Linked DNA regions of Mus musculus: regions 1 and 2 are each linked to region 3. Evidence: chromatin loops called from intact Hi-C (ENCODE). Cell type or tissue: gastrocnemius. All regions are shown on one strand. Each heading gives the region's core, and the rest is flanking DNA. Links, peaks and the distances in the headings are about the cores only.

The links. Peaks named below come from ENCODE experiments on the same cell type or tissue, not always from the same donor. Only the 100,000 strongest peaks of a DNase experiment are listed, where the experiment ranks them.
Region 1: it touches region 3 in a loop (3-fold over the local background); 21 of 42 quality-filtered maps call a loop at or near these places.
Region 2: it touches region 3 in a loop (2.2-fold over the local background); 9 of 42 quality-filtered maps call a loop at or near these places.

Annotation. Positions count from the first base shown.
Region 1 is chr14:56,388,168-56,393,167 of GRCm38, forward strand. Atp12a (ATPase, H+/K+ transporting, nongastric, alpha polypeptide) reads left to right here. Exons shown (of 23, transcript NM_138652.2): 23 at 1-384. Gm32454 (a long non-coding RNA gene) reads left to right here and starts at 3,484. Exons shown (of 3, transcript XR_383454.3): 1 at 3,484-3,830. In gastrocnemius, for the core only: no CTCF peak of the experiment used is centred there; DNase peaks (open chromatin) are centred at 1,969 and 2,369.
Region 2 is chr14:56,692,077-56,697,076 of GRCm38, forward strand. Mphosph8 (M-phase phosphoprotein 8) reads left to right here. Exons shown (of 14, transcript NM_023773.2): 11 at 1,348-1,502; 12 at 3,545-3,672; 13 at 4,583-4,666. It overlaps Gm16973 (predicted gene, 16973), which reads right to left. Exons shown (of 3, transcript NR_046210.1): 3 at 4,199-5,000. Among named protein-coding and RNA genes, the nearest start is that of Gm16973, 6.4 kb to the right of the region's middle. In gastrocnemius, for the core only: no CTCF peak of the experiment used is centred there; no DNase peak of the experiment used is centred there; H3K27ac peaks cover 688 bases.
Region 3 is chr14:56,790,166-56,798,177 of GRCm38, forward strand. Zmym5 (zinc finger, MYM-type 5) reads right to left here. Exons shown (of 8, transcript NM_001253753.1): 6 at 7,503-7,665; 7 at 6,439-6,645; 8 at 420-4,335. The coding sequence ends at 3,601. It also overlaps the pseudogene Gm4037. Among named protein-coding and RNA genes, the nearest start is that of Pspc1, 16 kb to the left of the region's middle. In gastrocnemius, for the core only: a CTCF peak has its summit at 3,300 (motif pointing left); a DNase peak (open chromatin) is centred at 3,280.

The sequences.
Region 1 (5,000 bases), core at 1-5,000, 400 kb before region 3:
AGCACAGGGAAGAATATATTTATACGTATATCAAGGTCACTGTGTTAAATACCCTTGTGTGTCCAAGGAGTGTGCTGGGGTCTGCCTTAAGCTAGGCTGTGATTCCTCAGGCCTCACTTTCTTACCCTCACAGAGACCCAGCAGACCCCCTAAATCCACCAAATGAACTTTTTGTTTGCTGGAGTTTAACCTCAAGCAAAGAGTACCAAGTGACTTAAGTGCTAATATTTATTTCTAGGAAAACATTGCCGAGCCCTCGCCAGCAATCATTGTATGTCAGTCATGTTTTGTGTTGTAATCGTTAGATGTATTCATGTGTGGCATGTATGACTATGTTGACAGGTCCAGTGAGGCCTTGTTTTTAAGTAAAAGATGTTTTCTATAGCCAAGTGTCATTGTGGCATTATAATCTGAGGGTGTTTCCAGAGTGCAGTACACAGGACACAAGAAGAGGAAATGCGATTTCCGTTTTGCTTTGGGATTTGTTGTTGTCCTTGTGGATTTGGTGGGTTGGTTGGAGGGTTTTGTTCTTTCTCCTACTTTGCCCGTGGATAATCTGCAAGCATAAAGCTTTCCTCTTGAACTCTTTCCTCACAATCCCTCAGCCAGGCTTCTTTTGGGCAGCAGCACATTAGAGAATGATGGTTTGGCAAACTTTCTGCCTATTGCATGCTGATATGATGGGATCTGTGGCGTTCTGCTTATGCTTCTTCTATACAGTGGTCTTCCCGACACTGTAGCCTTTCCCATGGCATGGGGAATCTGCTGCTATTGCAGCCGGCTTTGGGCGACAGCTCTGGAAAAGGAAACAGGAGACTGAGGACGATGTGTGCTCAGAGGGCACATTTAAGAACTTGAAGGAAGTGAGTGCTGCTGTTTGGGACTGTCCTCTGAGCCAAATAACCCTCATCTTCAGGAGTTGAGCTGGGCAGATTGTTAAGATCACCCCAGCTGGGCTTGTTGACTGTTTCCACTCATGGAGGAAGAAAGAGGGTCACAGGACCCTAGCAAGAGTACCAGCTTCTCTATACAACCCACTATTTGCAACTCTCTCCCCTAATTGCATGGAGCTTGTGGGCTCAGGGAGGAACTAGAGCATATGAGCTGGGGAAGACAAGGGAAAAGGGTTGCATCTATAAGGCTATGGGCTAGCCATCATTCCTGCCGAGTAAAGACTTTTTAGTGCAGCCTTTTGAGGAAGAGGCCACCACACTCCTGTAGGTAATCTCTTACCTACAACCTATAGGGCAACCCAACAAAATCGTTGGTTCCTTGGAGTGAACTTGGGTGGAATCACACATGGGTATGATTAGGAGGAGGAGTAGAAGTTGCGGTGTATCCCCCTGAGAAGGAATTTTAGCAATAGGGGTCATCACTAAAGTTTATATAAATATGTGGGGAATTGCAGGCTGGTCTCCAGTAGAGCTAGGGTCTGAACCCCGATGGTCATAATTCACCTACATGACACAGTAGGCGTTCCCTCATGCTCCTGGAACTCCAGCCCCTGCCTAAGGTGCCACCTCCCACAGCCCCCCACAAGAGAAACATGGTCAGGAGTCACGTAAGCAATGGCCCAAGCTTCTGATCTTCAGGCTAAACTCCTCCCCAGTTACCTAGCAACAGTGAAGACCATAAAAAGGGGTGTTCAGCCCCCACCTTGCTCTCTTACTCTTTTGTTCCTTCACCTCTCACTTCTCTCTTCTCTTCCCTTTCTCTTTGTCTTCTTCTTCTTTCCTCTCCTCTCTCTTTCTCTCTAGCCTCCCCCCCCCATATATATATATACCTTCTCTCTTTCCCCTGCATTTCTATAATAAAGCTCTTAAACCATAGTCTCTGCTCCTTCAAGTTCCACTGTGCACTCTGGTCAGTGTTGGGAACCTTTTCCCCTATTTCCTCTCTCCCACAACCCTGGTGGCTTTAGCAAAGTAGCTCCGGAGGGGGGTCCCCAGGCAGGGCCGCCCCTTGACCACCCCCTGAAGAGTGGGATAGAGGAATGCCCACCCAGGGATGAGTGGATAAGGTAGGTAGCAGCCCTCCCATGCCTGACTGACCAGAGAATAGGGAAACTCTGGCAGGGCATGGGCATCTTTTTCCTATCCCATTTCTCCCCGCCCCCCCCCTTTATTTTGTTCCCAACATAAATAGATTAGAATGTCCAGTGTGTATTGTATGTCAAGCTACAGTAATGTTGCCCTGGTGATTAATCTCTGGTTACAGTAATGGTGATTACAGAGTTCATCTCTATCAGTAGTTCAGTGACCTGGAAACATTTCCCAGGGTTTTGAACATCGTGAGAATGGCCTGGATCCAGTCCTGAGAAAGCAGCTGATGCTTTCTAAGCTTCAGCTAAAAGAACCTGTTTTCCTCTTTTCCCTGCCAGATCACCTGAGTGCTCTTGGCTGAGACACCGGCAGCTTTTAGTTCTAACAGGGGCCAATGGGAAACAGCAAGCAATGTGACACAAAGCTTAAGACTTAACGTGGTAGGATCAAGTGAGAAAGAATTCAGATTTGAAATACATGTTCATTTATTTTTATTTCTTTCTTTAAAAGTCTTCCTCTTGTCTTTAAATAATTGACAATGCCATTGATTATTTTTATATATATTTCTCAAAAATGAAATTAAGAAATTAAAAGAATTGATATTTTTGTGCTAGTGTGGTGGTACATGTGTGCCTGAGGACAATCGGAGTGTCATTCTCTGGAATCCATCTACTTTGAGGCAGGCCCTCTCACTGGCCTGGAATTCAATACTAAGGTAGTAATGAGTCTCCTTTGCCAGCAATACTAGAAATCTACCTGTCTCCTCCTCCTTAGCACTGAGATTACAAGCACATGCTCCCACGCCCGGGATTTTATATATGACAGTCAAACTATGTCCTCATGCTTGGGAGGAAACTGCTTTGCTGACTTAGCTATCTCCCCAAAGCATTGCCAAAGCTTTTAATGAACATTGCCAAATTTGTACTTAGATAAACTACCAAATCATAGTAATGATCTATCTATCTATCTATCTATCTATCTATCTACCTACCTACCTACCTACCTACCTACCTACATATCTATCTATCTATACACACATACACACACACATCTTGCCTATTAGGATATGAAAGCTCTGTCAAGTATCAAATATATATGTTATACTAAAAACCACATACCCAGCCCTATCTTTACATTTTCTTTTGAGATACAATAGTGCTAAGTTGCCTAAGTTGGCCTTGAACTCACTTAAGAGCCTAAGAAGGTCTTGAACTTAGAATCCTTCTACCTTAGCCTCCCAAGTAGTTGTGATACAGATCTGTACTGACCCCTCAAGCCTGGCCCGAAGGATTTTTACTCATTCAGCAAAGGTGAATGAAATGTTCCTATACATGTAGCCCAAGAACACAGAACAGAATTGGGCTTGTAGCTCAGTGGTAAAACACTTGCCTAGTATTGTGAGATCATGGATTCAGACTCAAGATTCTGGAACACACACACACACACACCTGCTTCTCCAGTGAAGGGGCAGAAGAAAATAAAAGAATTTGTAAGGAAGGTTTGAAATTAAAATGGTATTACAAGGCACAGACCACATTGGGATGGGGTCAAGGTGCAAGCCTGTTTACATGACTGGGGGTGGGGGAGTGAGAAGTAGCCCACTTATCAGGAGCAGAGAGAATTCTGGGTAGGGACAGATGAACCAGTCCTGGAGAACAGCAGCAGGACTGCATCTGAGATGGAGAAACAAGAAGCACCTCAGCCAAGGTCTCTAAGATCATGCGACAGGTTGGAGCTCCATGAAAACAAACTGATGAAGTTGACTCACAGAGGTGGCTCGCAATCCAGGTGACCTGTTTCAATCACTTTGGCTCTTGGTGGACTAGCACTGAGTGAGCTCCACAGTCAAGCTAGCTATGCCTCGCCTAGGCTGGTGATAAAAGATGTGGAGTCAGCATGGGAGGAAACTGGGGGGTGGGGGGCTACAACTAAACAGATTCCAACAAGGAGAATTCTATAAAGGAGGGCACCTGTAGGCTTCAGCTCAGCCCACAAAAGGCTACCAACCATCCTAACTGACCACATTATGATCAAGATGAGGAGAAAAGAAGATGCCAAGGCAAGTACAATCAATAGTTTTCCCTTATCCACAGAGTGATATGCCTGTGTAAAATCCCAGTAAGTACCTATGATAATATTTCTAAGACGTTCTAAATTTAATTAGCAGATCCTGAAGGGGTGAGAAATAAAGTCAGTCTGTTAGCAAACTACAAGCTGCCATCAAAAGACCCATTCACATTCTATAATGTATGTTAAAATCTTAACTCTGTTTCTTGGTGCTTCTGTGTCCTGTTTACAAACAGCCAATCCAGAAGCAATGATGTCCTGTCCGTACACCAGTTCTGTCCCAGAGCATTCCCTGTTGTGAACCACCCCAGCCTTTACCTATAACCAATGTAGGATCAATGAAAACTCTCTCTCTCTCTCTCTCTCTCTCTCTCTCTCTCTCTATATATATATATATATATATATATATATATATACTCATTCAGGGATATATTCTATATTCAGTGGCAGAACATTACACTCTCATGTTTAAAGCCCTGGAGTCCATTGCCTAACACTGTAAAATATGGTAATAGTAATAACAATAATCAGCAGCAGCAAGATATAAAGGACAATGCAAATCAGTATTCGTTATTAAATACCTAATGCCTATAACAGATCCCATCAGTGGCATGAACCTTGCCTCACATCAAGGGAACTGCTCTCTAGAGGTCCGTGGCTCATCCAGTGAAGCAGGGTTTCTCAAAGTAGGGGAGGGGTATTTGCCCTTGGATGGAAAAACGACCCAACAGGGCTGCATTCTGTTTTACAGCAGGGTGTAAGAACAATAGCCATGCAAAGCAGTTTTTGTCTGTGGATGTGCAATGACCCAGTCTCATAAGAGAGACCCCCCTCTCCCTGGAAAAGCCAGTTCTGCCTCCTCTGCATATTAGGTGACATTCCTGGATTCTA
Region 2 (5,000 bases), core at 1-5,000, 99 kb before region 3:
ATATTATGAAGACAGAAAAGGCTGCCCTTGTGCACCCCCTGTTCCAGTGAGAGAAGAGCATGAGAAGGAAATTGAAGGGCCACAGACAGGAGAGGAAAGCCAAGAGAGGCCAGAGTCGTACAGGTCCTTTCCACAAAGGCAGTGCTGAGTTGTGAGGTCAGACATAATTGCAGCTACTCAGGCACTTAAAGCATACAGACTGTAAACTCAAGCCGTACTTGGGCTACAGAATGAGTTAAAGGCCAGCCTAGGCAATGTAGTGAAATCCTGCATCAACATAGAAAAATGAAGAGAGGTTGGAGAGGTGGTTAAGAGAGAACCAGGATTTAGCACCCATGTGAACAGTGGGGACATGGTCTCATTCACATCTGTAACCACAATACAGTGAGATACTTGAAAGAGGAACTTGCTGAGGGGCGGGGGCTATTCTAGGTGCCATCCTAACTGGATAGAGAATCCCAGATCCAGGGAGACAACTAAAGAGTGATAAAGCACGACACCGTGCTGTTCTCTGGCCTCCACGAAGCCACACAGGGCAGGTACAAGGCAAAACTTGGAAAAGCAGTTTCTCCACGGTAACATCAGGGCTAAGGATGAGCTCTATCAGTGGGAGAGCGCTTGTCGTAGTCGTGTGCAAGGGCCTAGGTACTGCAAAAAATAGAAAGTAACACTGGGCAGCGTGGCACATTCTTCTAACCCCAGCACTCAGGAGGCAGAGGTAAGCCGGGTCTACAGAGTGAGTTCCAGGACAGCCTGTTACAGAGAGACCCTGTGTTCAAAAACAAATTAAAATGCAGAAAAGTTGGTAGGCAGGCTTTTATACAGCATTATACATCTTTTGCAGAGGGGTAAAGGGAAGGCAGAGTCTCATGTCTTCCATTCTATCTTCAAACTCACTGTATCGGAGGCTGACCTTGGACTTCTCATGTTCCTGTCTCCCTCCTCAGTACCAGGATTATAGATGCATGCTATCACACCTGACTCATGTGCTGCTAGTGATCAAACCCTGGGCTTCATGCACACTAGGCAACCAGACTACACCTCCAACCAGTGAGGTGTATATTTGAAATGTCAATTGTACAGTGGAATACAGAGTCCTAATGATGCAGTACATACATAGTATCTAATAGTCAAATTGGGGTAACTGAAAATTTTAAATTTGTTAATTATAGTTACTCATGTGGTATAGTGTAATAATTCAGTACATCTTCATAAAAGTTTTAAAGATGGGGTCTCACTCTTGCCATCCTGGCCTCAAACTCATGGTAATCCTCCATTAGCATTCTTAAGCTCTGAGGCACGAGTCACCACACCAGCATTAACAATATCCTTGTGTTCTGTTACTAGACTTTCCAGAGTTGCAGAAGAAACAATCAGGGATTACTTTGAATCTCGCCTTGCTCTACTGGAACCTGTTTTCCCAATAGCATGCCATCGGCTCTGTGAGGGGCCGGATTTCTCAACAGATTTCAATTACATGCCCCCTCAGAACATGCCTGAAGGTAAGCAAGCATGTGTCCCATTCTAACTTCAGTGTCCGTAGCCATAGTATGTAAGGACGAGCTTGTCCCTAAGTAAATCCTGCCCTAGCAGGAGGCCTTCCCATCCCACTACCTGCCACTGTGAGTCCTCTTTAAAATATTGGTTCTCTATAATTAGTTGTTTATTGAGTTATTAAAAGACGGGTTCATGACTCTTAGTCTAGAATTATTTTTTTTTCTCCCAATTTTTATTATACCCACTAAGTTCCTCCTTGTTTGGCTTGTTTGTGTTTTGTTGCTTTTTGAGACAACCTTGGCTGTCCTTGAATTTGCGCTGTCCATCAAGCTAGCCTTGAACTCAGGAGATCCACCTGCCTTACCCTCCTGTGTGTTTAGATTATAAATGTGCTCTACTATGCCTTGTTTGTTTTAAGGCTTGACTAGAGTCAAGCTCAACAGGGTCTTCTTTCCCCGCTGATTCCGCCAAGCCCGTTCCCTTGGCTGTGGTTTCGCTGGATAGTAGGTAGGAACAGAGGGAATCTCGTTCATCCATTCATGCGCGTCACTAATTAGATGATGAGGCATTTGGCTACCTTAAGAGAGTCATAGTTACTCCCGCCGTTTACCCTATACTCCTGTCTCAGCCTTCTGAGAGCTAGAATTAAAGGCATTGAACCATTGCCTGGTTTCACTTTTTACGAAAACCTGGGTGGGAGCACCAGGTGCTGTCCTCTCCCATTGGACGTAAGTGACAGAGCTATAAGCACTAATGGGTGCTGGGCAGGGTCATACTCCTCAAGGTGGAACTAATAGTAAGTGACTAACCCAGCCGTGCTCCTGCAAGCAACCTTATAACCAGTGGGCCAGCAAAACAAAAGCAGGAGCGGGACCTATTGGGAAGTAGTTTGTGTGTGGGTTGAGGGAGTGGGATAAGAGTGATGGATACAATATGATCACAGTATGAGTATGCAAAGTTGCAAAAGAAAAAATAAAAGTAGGGCTGACTTAAGTTCAGTCACCAGAATCCACATGGTAGAAGAAAGCCTCCTCCTAGGGGTTGTCTGTCGCCTGGTGTGTACCATGCACATTCAAGGGAGGGCAGAGAACATTATCTCTCCCTTTAAGTGAAAAATAAGGCTGTGACTATTTTGTTAAGATTTAGTTATTTATGAATACACTCGTATCCCATTACAGATGGTTGTGAGCCACCATGTAGTTGCTGGGAATTGATCTCAGGAATCTGGAAGAGCAGTCAGTGCTCTTAACCGCTGAGCCCTCTCTCCAGCCCTTTGTCAAGCATCTTTATCTACAGTGTTAACATTATGTATGTAGGACTGGTGAGGTAACTCAGTGTAAATCTTCTGCTACCAAGCATGGTGACCTGAGCTTGATCCAAACACTCACATGGTGGAGAAAACCAACTCCTTAAAATAGTCTTCTGGCTTCCATACACCATGTGCTGTGTGGTTGCATGCACACAGAATAAATAAGGTTTGTTTCTTTGTATACATTGCTGTAAGCTACATTATAATGATAATGTTTGAGTGGATTTTTGCTATGGGCACGCATTTGAAGACTTCTAGGAACTAAACGTAAATAAACTAGGATGTCTATTTGTACATATAATAAATGCCAAATATAAAGACAAAACTGTTTTAATATGTATAAGTCAGGTGCTGCTGTCTACACCTGTCACCCTAGCACTTAGAACATCTTCAGATTACACATTTGTAAAGGACGATTCAGCTTTCGGCATCCACATAACTGCTCATAACTCCAGTTTCAGGATTCTTCTTGAACACCCCTTAAAGGTCTCTGCAGGCGGCAGGCACACATACACGTATGTAGGCAAAACACTCATACATAATAAAGAGTAAAGCCACCAGTTAGTTTCAATACACACACAAGGCTGTCTTGTGGGGTTATTTGGACAAGCTCTCCAGAGTGATGGTTTGAAAACTGTAGAGTGAAATCCAGGTGTTGTGAGTGGGGCCTCCTCCGTGTCAGAAGATGACCCCAACCCCCAATGCTGTGACAGCATGAATCTCTCTTCTCTCCCTTAGGCTCTGGTGTCCTCCTCTTTATTTTCCATGCAAACTTTTTGGGCAAAGACGTTATTGCTCGGCTTTGTGGACCATGCAGTGTACAAGCTGTGGTTTTAAATGATAAATTTCAACTTCCTGTTTTTCTGGTAAGATTTTTTTTGGGGGGGTAGTTCTTAATTATTAAAAATTGTGATCAGAGCCAGGTGACATAATTCATGTTTTGTTTGGAGTTTTTGGGAAGAGGCTTTTAAGATAATAATCTGTATGTAGGTGCTTAAGGCAACCTGTGGTAGTAACTTGGGTCATAATGCAGAGCAACAAGAGGCTTTATCCACACAACCCAAGACAGGGTCTTGTTACACAGCTTAGGCTACAGGCCCAGAACCTACTTCAATATTCCAGCCTCTGCCTCTTGAGGTCTAGAACTATGGACATTCAGTTCCAAACCTGGCATAATTTATAAAATTGATAAAGATCCATGTGAATGCTGGGCATACGTGGTGGTCACCTGGCAGCTGTCCTGCCTATAAAGGATGATTGCACATTTGTACAACATGCCATGTACACCTCACACAGGTGTGCATAACAAAATGTAAAGAATGTTTACAGAAAAATGTGTATATTAGTGAACTTCAGACAATCCCCACTCACTATAAAAGAAAATGATCCAAATTGTTAGAACATGTTAATGTTTATTCACTTAAATCGTGCTACCATATGTCCTACAGAAAACAATGTGAGACTAGAATAGAATAGTAGCATGCCACGCCCTCATTCTAACACACTCTGCTGCTGGAACTCTTCCAGAGGCTAATAAAATGAACACCTTGTATTGAATGCAGTCATGTGTTGTTTTTATTTCAGCCCTAGGTAGCCTAGAACTCTTTAGACATGGTAAGCCTTGAAGGTGAGGTTTTTGGGGGGCTGCACAGAGAGATCCTATCTTAAAATTCAAAAACAAAACCCCTCAGTTCGCTGATCGGAGTTCCTGGTCTCTATTGTAAATGTCACAGCCCTGACTTGAGTCTGACTTTATCTTCTCTCTTTCCCCTCTAGGACAGTCACTTTGTTTATTCATTCAGTCCTGTTGCTGGCCCCAATAAGTTGTTTATAAGGTTGACGGAAGCACCCTTTGCCAAGGTGAAAATCTTTGCTTCATATTTACACAGTAACTGCTGACATAATAATAGCAATACTAATAAATCCTCTCACTAGAAACGTCAGGAGACATGGTTCAGACAAGCTCTTTGTACTAGACGGCTTATGTTGGGCAAACTTCGGCTCTCTGAGGCAGCTATGCATAGCATATTTGGCAAGTCTGGGGGCATCCCTGCTGAGCTCTCCAAATCTTGACTTCAGTACTAAAATGCCACTACCCTCACCTAGGACAGATCCCTCCATATGAAAAAAGGAAGCTGGACTACTTAGAAGACCATTCTAATAATGGTTACCTAATATATATTATAGCAATAAC
Region 3 (8,012 bases), core at 1,246-6,245:
GGTGGCTCACAACCATCTGTAATGGGATCTGATGCCCTCTTCTGGTGTCTGAGTACAGCTACAGTGTACTCACATACATTAAATAAATAAGATCTTTAAAAAAATAAAATAAAGGTGTAGCAGTATAGCAGCACAAGCCTTTAATTCCAATATTCCTATGAAGAAGAGGCAGGGAGCTCTTTGTGAGATTGAGGCCAGTCTGATCTTCGTATTAAGTTCTAGACCAGTCAGGGCTACACAGTGAGGCCTCATATTAAAAAAAAAAAAAAAAGTTTTATAATTAAATACATGGTGTCAATATTTTTTCCCTCCCATATTGCAAATTCCAGGAGTAGGGTATGGTTTGTGTATGTGTGTGTGTGTGTGTAGGGGGGAAGCAGGGAGAAACAAAATTAATAAATCTCATTTTCACCAAAGAATATCAGCAATAAAAGGACTTGGACCCAATTTTTATTTCCAGTTGAAAGTGGTATACACAATACTGATTCCCAGGAGACAGAACACCACAATTGGATCAGATTTTCTACCACCTTTGTCTGAATGCCAGTCAGAAACCGAGTATATCAAGCTATATACTTTTTCTTTTTTCGAGACAGGGTTTCTCTGTGTAGCCCTGGCTGTCCTGGAACTCACTCTGTAGACCAGGCTGGGCTCGAACTCAGAAATCCACCTGCCTCTGCCTCTTGAGTGCTGGGATTAAAGGCGTGCGCCACAAGGCCCGGCAAGCTATATACTTTTGTATTCAAGTCACAGAGCAACCCTGTCCTGAGAAGAATTTCAACAATAAGTATGTGGATAGTGGAGAGGATCACTCCAACAGCAGAATGATGCTATTTCCACACCGATGTTCTCAGCACACCACCAAATCAAGACAGCAAGGAGAACCTTTAAGACCCTTAGAATCTGGGCTTGGTTCCTAGCACTCAAACAGTAGCTAACAAACATCTATAACTTCAGTTCCAGGTGTACCTCCCTCTTCTAGCCTCTGCAGGCACCAGGTACACACATGGTACATTTAACATACATACAGGCAAAACACTCCTACACATAAAACTTTAAAGTGTTATATTTTCTAAAGTAGCCTTGTAGACCTCTGAGTGTAGTGATATTTTGAAGCCATCACAAAGCTGTATTTACATTAAAATCAGCCAGTTTCTCTCTTTATGAGAATAGCACATTATAGCTCAGGCTGGCCTAGAACTCATTATGTATCCCAGGCTTAGCCGTGAATTATGAACAATCCTCCCCGCCCCCATCCCCCACCTCGTTACCTTCCCTAGTGCTGAGATTACAGTTGACAGCCACCATGACTCACTTAGATCCAAGCCCAAATGATTAAAAGCAACTTTCTTTTGGAGACAGGGATTCATAAACCCAAGGGTGGCTTCACACTTGCTGTTTGTGTCTACCACTAGAGTGCTATGGTGATAGGCCTGCTGCCACATGGCCAATGCAGATCAAACCCAGTTTATTGTGTGCTAGGCAAGCATTCTACTAACCAAACTACATCCTCTGCCTGGAAAGGTATAATTTACCTACAATGGTTTTAGTGGGTATTTTAGAAAATACTGTCACAGAGCAACATGACTGAGCCTCAATTGTTCTCCATGCAGAAGGAAGCATCTTCTTAGGCCATTGTTAATGACACTGTTTTGCAAGAAAAGCCCTAAAGAGGAAAACAAAGCTCACGTATCCCTAAGAATTTAACAGATGATAAAATTAACATCAGAAATCAGAAACAAAAACAAACAAACAAACAAACCCAAAAAACTATCAAATGCATGATCAGGACCATAGATGGCCATCAGAAAATTTGCTTCTTCTTTAGGAAAACGTCAAATGACCAATGAAGCTGGTATAGCTCGAGTGCTTGGAGGCCCAGGGAGCTGTAGTAGTGGTCATGGCCGTGGTGCTCTTAGAGGTAGGACAGGAACAAGCTGGACTACCTGGTCAAGGACATGAAGACCAAGTCCCTGGAAGAGACCTGCCTGTTTGTTCTCCCTGCCCATTAGGAAGTCTGAAGTTGACTTTTTACTTAAGGATGAGGCTCTAAAGACCATGCCAGTGCAGAGAGCAGACGAGGGCTGAGCATCGGTCCAGGTAAAGGCTTTTGGGGACTACAATGGTCACATTGGTCTTGGTGTTAGGTGCTCTAAGGAGGTAGCCACTGCCATCCAAAAGGCCACCATCATCTCGGCCAAGCTTTCCACTCTCCCAGTGTGGAGAGGCTACTGGAGAAACAAGACTGACAAGCGCCACAGTTCTATGCAAGGTAACAGGTGACTGTGCCTCTGTGTTGGTACATCTCTTCCCTGTCTCCACGGACACTTGTATTGTGCCTGCTCCTGTGCCCAAGAAGCTATTGCTGGTGGCCAGCCAGTACTGATTACTGTTACCATCAGTCAGGGGTTGCCCTGCCACCCTTGGCAATTGTGTTGAGGCCACCCTAACACCTACAGCTACTTGGCCCCTAGCCTCTGGAAAGAGACTGTCATCACTAAGTCTCCTTTTCAGGAATTCAGTGACAAACTTGTGAAAACCCACAAGAGAATCTTCATCCAGAAGACCCAAGCTCCAGTTGTAGCTACCACAAGTTTTTTCTTTGTTTTTTGAGATATGTAGCCCCAGTTGTCCTGAAACTTGCTCTGCACACCAGGCTGGCTTTGAATTCAGAGATCCACCTGCCCCTGCCTCCTGAGTGCCATCATTCTCAGTTTCATATAAGTAAGGGCTTTTACACAAGAAAACAAAAATAAATCAAGTCTGAAGAAATTTTTTTTTAGATTCATACTTTCTCAAATTTCACACATAGAGTATACTTTCACAAGAAAAATTAACAACACTGAAAAGTTAACTATATATACATACATATATATATGTATACACACATATACATACCACATTTTAATTCTTATATTTATACTAATAACTATATATTCTTTATAATTCTCATAACAAAACTAAAACATTTACACATTAAGTTGGAAACAGAAATATAAAATCAATAAAACACAAATTACTTCTATTTACCACAACAAATAACTGTTTTGCACAAAAAATGTTTTAAAGAAATAAAACTCAATTTGGTTTAATAACAAACAGCTGTTGCTTCTTAAGCTGTTTGAATGCACTTTCTTCTTTTTTTCCTTCTTTTTGGTTTTTCAAGACAGGGTTTGTGTATACCTTGGCTCTCCTGGAACTTGCTCTGCAGACCAGGCTGGCCTAGAGCTCACAGATATCCAACTCTCTGTGTCTGAGTGCTGAGATTAAAGGTGCACACCGCCACCATGTGGCCTGAATGCATTTTCTTTAGCTTGTTACATATGCATCTTGCCACCTCTTGCTCTTAGGCCATTAAGTGCAAGTTCTCCAACAACATTTTACAAGGTGGAAACCCTAACAGTGACAAAGCTCAAACTGCCTTTGCTAAAGTCTGCAAGAATGACTACACTCTCGAAAATTGCTTTTAGGTTTAGAACAGGAGCATTTTTTACTATTTGTTTGCTGTTAGACATATTGCTAATGAGCTCCTGTAAGGTCCTCTTACACAGTGTATGTCTGGGTACTGCAGACACTGCCATAAGTAGAGCAGACAGGACATTATGTGTACAGTAGCTGCACACAATCTTCCCCACCTTCTGTAGCTTCATTGGTTTTATTTTCCAAGTCAGACTTTAATTTTGAATACTTAACACTATTGTTGATGTGCATTTCACTTTCGTCATGTTTACTAAGAAGATGTGACAAATGATGCCAATCTTTGCACCCATTCTCATTTCTCAGTTGGTTTTTTCCTTCCCCAAAGAGTCTGCAATACAGGCAAAACACAGAGTCTTTCGAGGCTGAGTAGAGCAGCCAGGGTCTGGTGCCCTTTTCACCATTTGGAAGAATTCGGGTATAATACGTTTCTGAAAACTTCTTGCCTGCACTATCTTTTGGAAAATTAAAATTTCTTATTTGAGGTGGATTGTTTTTGACAAGAAATTCACGTTGTTTCATATTCAAAATTCGGGGCCATGAACCTGGATCCAAAGAAGGTAAAATGGACATATCCAATTCCTCTGAATTTTTGTCTCCTAGTTGCTCTTTAAATGTATCAGATATTACTGCCACAGAACAAGGTAAATTCACATTTTGTTCCTCTGATGATGTATCTAGGCTACAGTCTGCTGCGACTTTTATTATCTCTGAAGACTTTTCCTTTTTTTCGGGTATGTCTCCTGTGTTTCCTGAAAGTGTACCTGATGATTCACGTAATCGTTTTTCATTTTCTTCTCTGATAGCATTCCTTTTTCTATTTTGTAAAAGCAGTAGTTTTGATTTTGCTTCCATTATCTGTAAGGAAATACATTATAATTCATTGGCATTTTAAAAGTTGAAATAAAGACATAAGAGCAGGCAACGGTTCGCTATTAGCCAGCAAAGACATAAAGCATCCCACGGCATGCACTTGGTGTACGTATACACATGCAGTGAAGCACTCCTAATCAGGATGGCTACAACTGAGAGACAGTGACAAATGAAAACATGATGTGACTCAGGCAAAATTAGAACATCACTAAGGGCTTGGTGGGACTGTAACATGTTGACTCATGTCAGTTTAACACAAGCTGAAGTTATCTAAGAAGAAGGAATCTCAGTGAAGAAAATGTCTCCAAAGCAGAGAGGTGTAGCACACATCTTTAATCCTAGTTCTTGGGAGGCAGAGGCAGGCAGATGTGAGTTCCAGACTAGCTGTGAGTTCCAAGATAGTCATGGAAACTTTTAGTAAAAGCCTAGTTTCTAAAACAAATAAAAACAAAAACTTTTTTCAAGGCAGGGTGTCACTATGTACTCCCGACAGTCCTGAATCCCACTATGTAAGATCAGGCTGGCCTGATCTGCTTGCCTCTGGACACTGCCATGCCCAGCTATTTACACCCCCACACACACACACCCCAACCCCCCGAGACAGGGTTTCTCTGTGTAGCCCTGGCTGTCCTGGAACTCTCTCTGTAGACCAGACTGGCCTCAAACTCAGAAATCCACCTGCCTCTGCCTCCCGAGTGCTGGGATTAAAGGCTTGCACCACCACACCTGGCTATTATTTTTACATATGTGTTTATGTATGGGACATGCACATGTGCACATAAGTATATGAATGCATGCACTCTTGAGCATGTTTAGTTTTAGAATGACATTAGGTGTCCTAGGCCAAACACATGGTTACAAAGGCAGCCCTAGTTAAACTCAGTTCATTACAAAACAAAAGACAGTGTGGCAGTTTGAATGAGATCTCCAAAAAGGCTTTGAGGTTTCAATATTCCTACCATTTCCTTGCCTACTGCTACAGCTGCTTCCACCTCACACTCTGGAATAGGGAACCCCAAATAAACCCTTTCTTCTATAAATTGCCTTAGTCATAATATTTTATCACAACAACAGACAAGTAAGTAATAAAACAAACATGAACATAGAGAAGGGATATGGAGGGGTGAGGAAAGTTGACAAAGTAGAAATAAGGGCAAGGAATGAGCATAATAAAAAGAAAATATATGACCGGGCAGTGGTGGTGCATGCCTTTAATCCCAGCACTTGGGAGGCAGAGGCAGGCGGATTTCTGAGTTCGAGGACAGCCTGGTCTACAGAGTGAGTTCCAGGACAGCCAGGGCTACACAGAGAAACCCCGTCTCAGGAAAAAAAAAAAAAAAAAAAAAAAAGAAAGAAAATATATTATACATATGCATTATATTTATGTGTGAGATTGCTAAAGAAAAAATTGATATTTAGTCAGATCTGTATGACACAGGTCTTGCTTTGCAGCCTTGGCTGATCTAAGTTTCTAGGTAGAATCAGGTAGCCTTGATCTCACAGAGATTTACCTGCTTTGACCACCCTCGTGCCAGGATTAAAGGCATACACCATCATCCCTGGTATCAAAATGTGAAAGCCTGGTACAGTGGCATCCATCTAAATCTGAGTGCTCCTGCAACACGATGAGGAACAGCCACACAAGAGAATCACCAGGAGCTGGAAGATCAGGTAGCTCGGTGCATCCAGGGATCTTGTCTCAAACAAGGTAGTAGGCAAGCACAGCCATCTCAGGTTGTGCTCCAACCCTCACACACAACCAATTGCACTCACACAGACACACAAAGAAAGAAACAGAGAGAGACAGGGATAGAGATTTTAGATAGACAGACAGAGGCAGAATTAGAGGCTGGAGAAATTACGTCAGCAGTTAAGAGTGCTGAGAGACTGGCTGTTCTTCCAGAGGATCTGGGCTTGATCGCTAGGTACTTACATGCTGGCTCACATCTGTCTATAACTACAGTTCCAAGGGATCCAACATCCTTTTGTGGACTCTGAGAGCATTAAGGATGCATGTAGTGCACAGACAAACACGCAGGTAAAACACCCATTACATAAAATACATTACAAAGCAAGACAAAGAATTACCTCTTTATATTCGTCAGCACAATTCTGGCAGCAGAATCTCTTTTGCTGACCTGTTATCAGAATGCTGTGCCCAGTACTCTTGGGCATATACTTGCTACACTGTTCACAGCAGTTCATTATTAGACCATTCGTCAATCTGTATTCATTAAAGCAATTATTACTGCACAGCTTATGTGTTATACTGTTAACACTGATTTCATGGCGAACCTAAAAGAAAACAAAATTTCTTAAGACAGTATTTTACAATTTATTGCCCTATAGTATTTAGACTTTTCTCATATTAGTATTTGGGAGGCAGATGAAGGGAATCATTATCTACACTTAGAATATGCAGTAATGTGGTTTGAAAGCTGTAACAGGTAAATTTATGTCCTTTGGGATCTGAATGGCTTCCAAAGCTACACAACATCCGATTTAGCTACCAGGGACAAGGTAAATAAAACATAGGACTGCTTGAATGTATGGTTACTCCTCTTGAAAATTTATCAAACCATTTGTTCCACATACTCCTATAGGATATGTCATTATCCTGAAACTACTGAATTATTACAACAAATTCTTTTTTTTTTTTTTTTGGTTTTTCGAGACAGAGTTTCCCTGTATAGCCCTGGCTGTCCTGGAACTCACTCTGTAGACCAGGCTGTCCTTGAACTCAGAAATCTGCCTGCCTCTGCCTCCCAAGTGCTGGGATTAAAAGCATGCGCCACCATGCCCGGCTACAACTAATTCCAAAGAAACAGTCACTATGAGAATTGTGTGTGTGTGTGTGTGTGTGTGTGTGTGTGGGGGGGGGGAAATCTCTTTAGTATATAGTATTTATTGTCTGTCCTGGAACTCACTATGTATAGACTGGCTGGCTGGCCTCAAATTCACAGAGATCTGCCTGCCTCTACCTCCTAAATGTTGGAATTAAAGGTGTTCACCAAAACGCAGAAGTAAAACTTTTAAAGTCCTTCCAATCTGAATATTTAGGATATGGACATTGGATAGATGGCAGAGCTTACACTAGCACTTAAAAATTAACATTTCTATGAGTCTAAATAGTAACAGTATGAAGAGCAGACCTCTCCTAATTTATTACAGATTATACATCTTGACTTAGTAAAAACTTCTTTCCTAAGACTCTGGCAGTTTTCATAGGGAGATAGCGATGCATTATAAAATCCTTGTAAGGACTTGCTTGACTCCACTGGAGGAACAATAGTTGTGGTTCTCACAGGAGAATCTCTGAAACACAAAGGAGAAAGAAATATCTGAAGATCACTGTATTTGAAAATCCATTTTCAACTTTACTTCCACTCCTTCCTAAATGATACAGAAGAAAATTCAAATGAAAACTCTTCTAACATTAATGTTCCTTAGCACTCAGGACTGGAGAGAAGGCCCAGCAGTTAATGTTCTTGTAGAGGACCCAGGCTCAGTCCTTAGCACCCACGGTGGCTTACAACTGTCCGTAACTCCAGCTCCAGGGAATCCAGTGATTTCTGGCCTCTGAGGGCATCAGGCCTACAGAGTGTACTTATATAAACACAGGCAAAACATCATTCAGATAAATAAAACTTTAAGAAAAACAC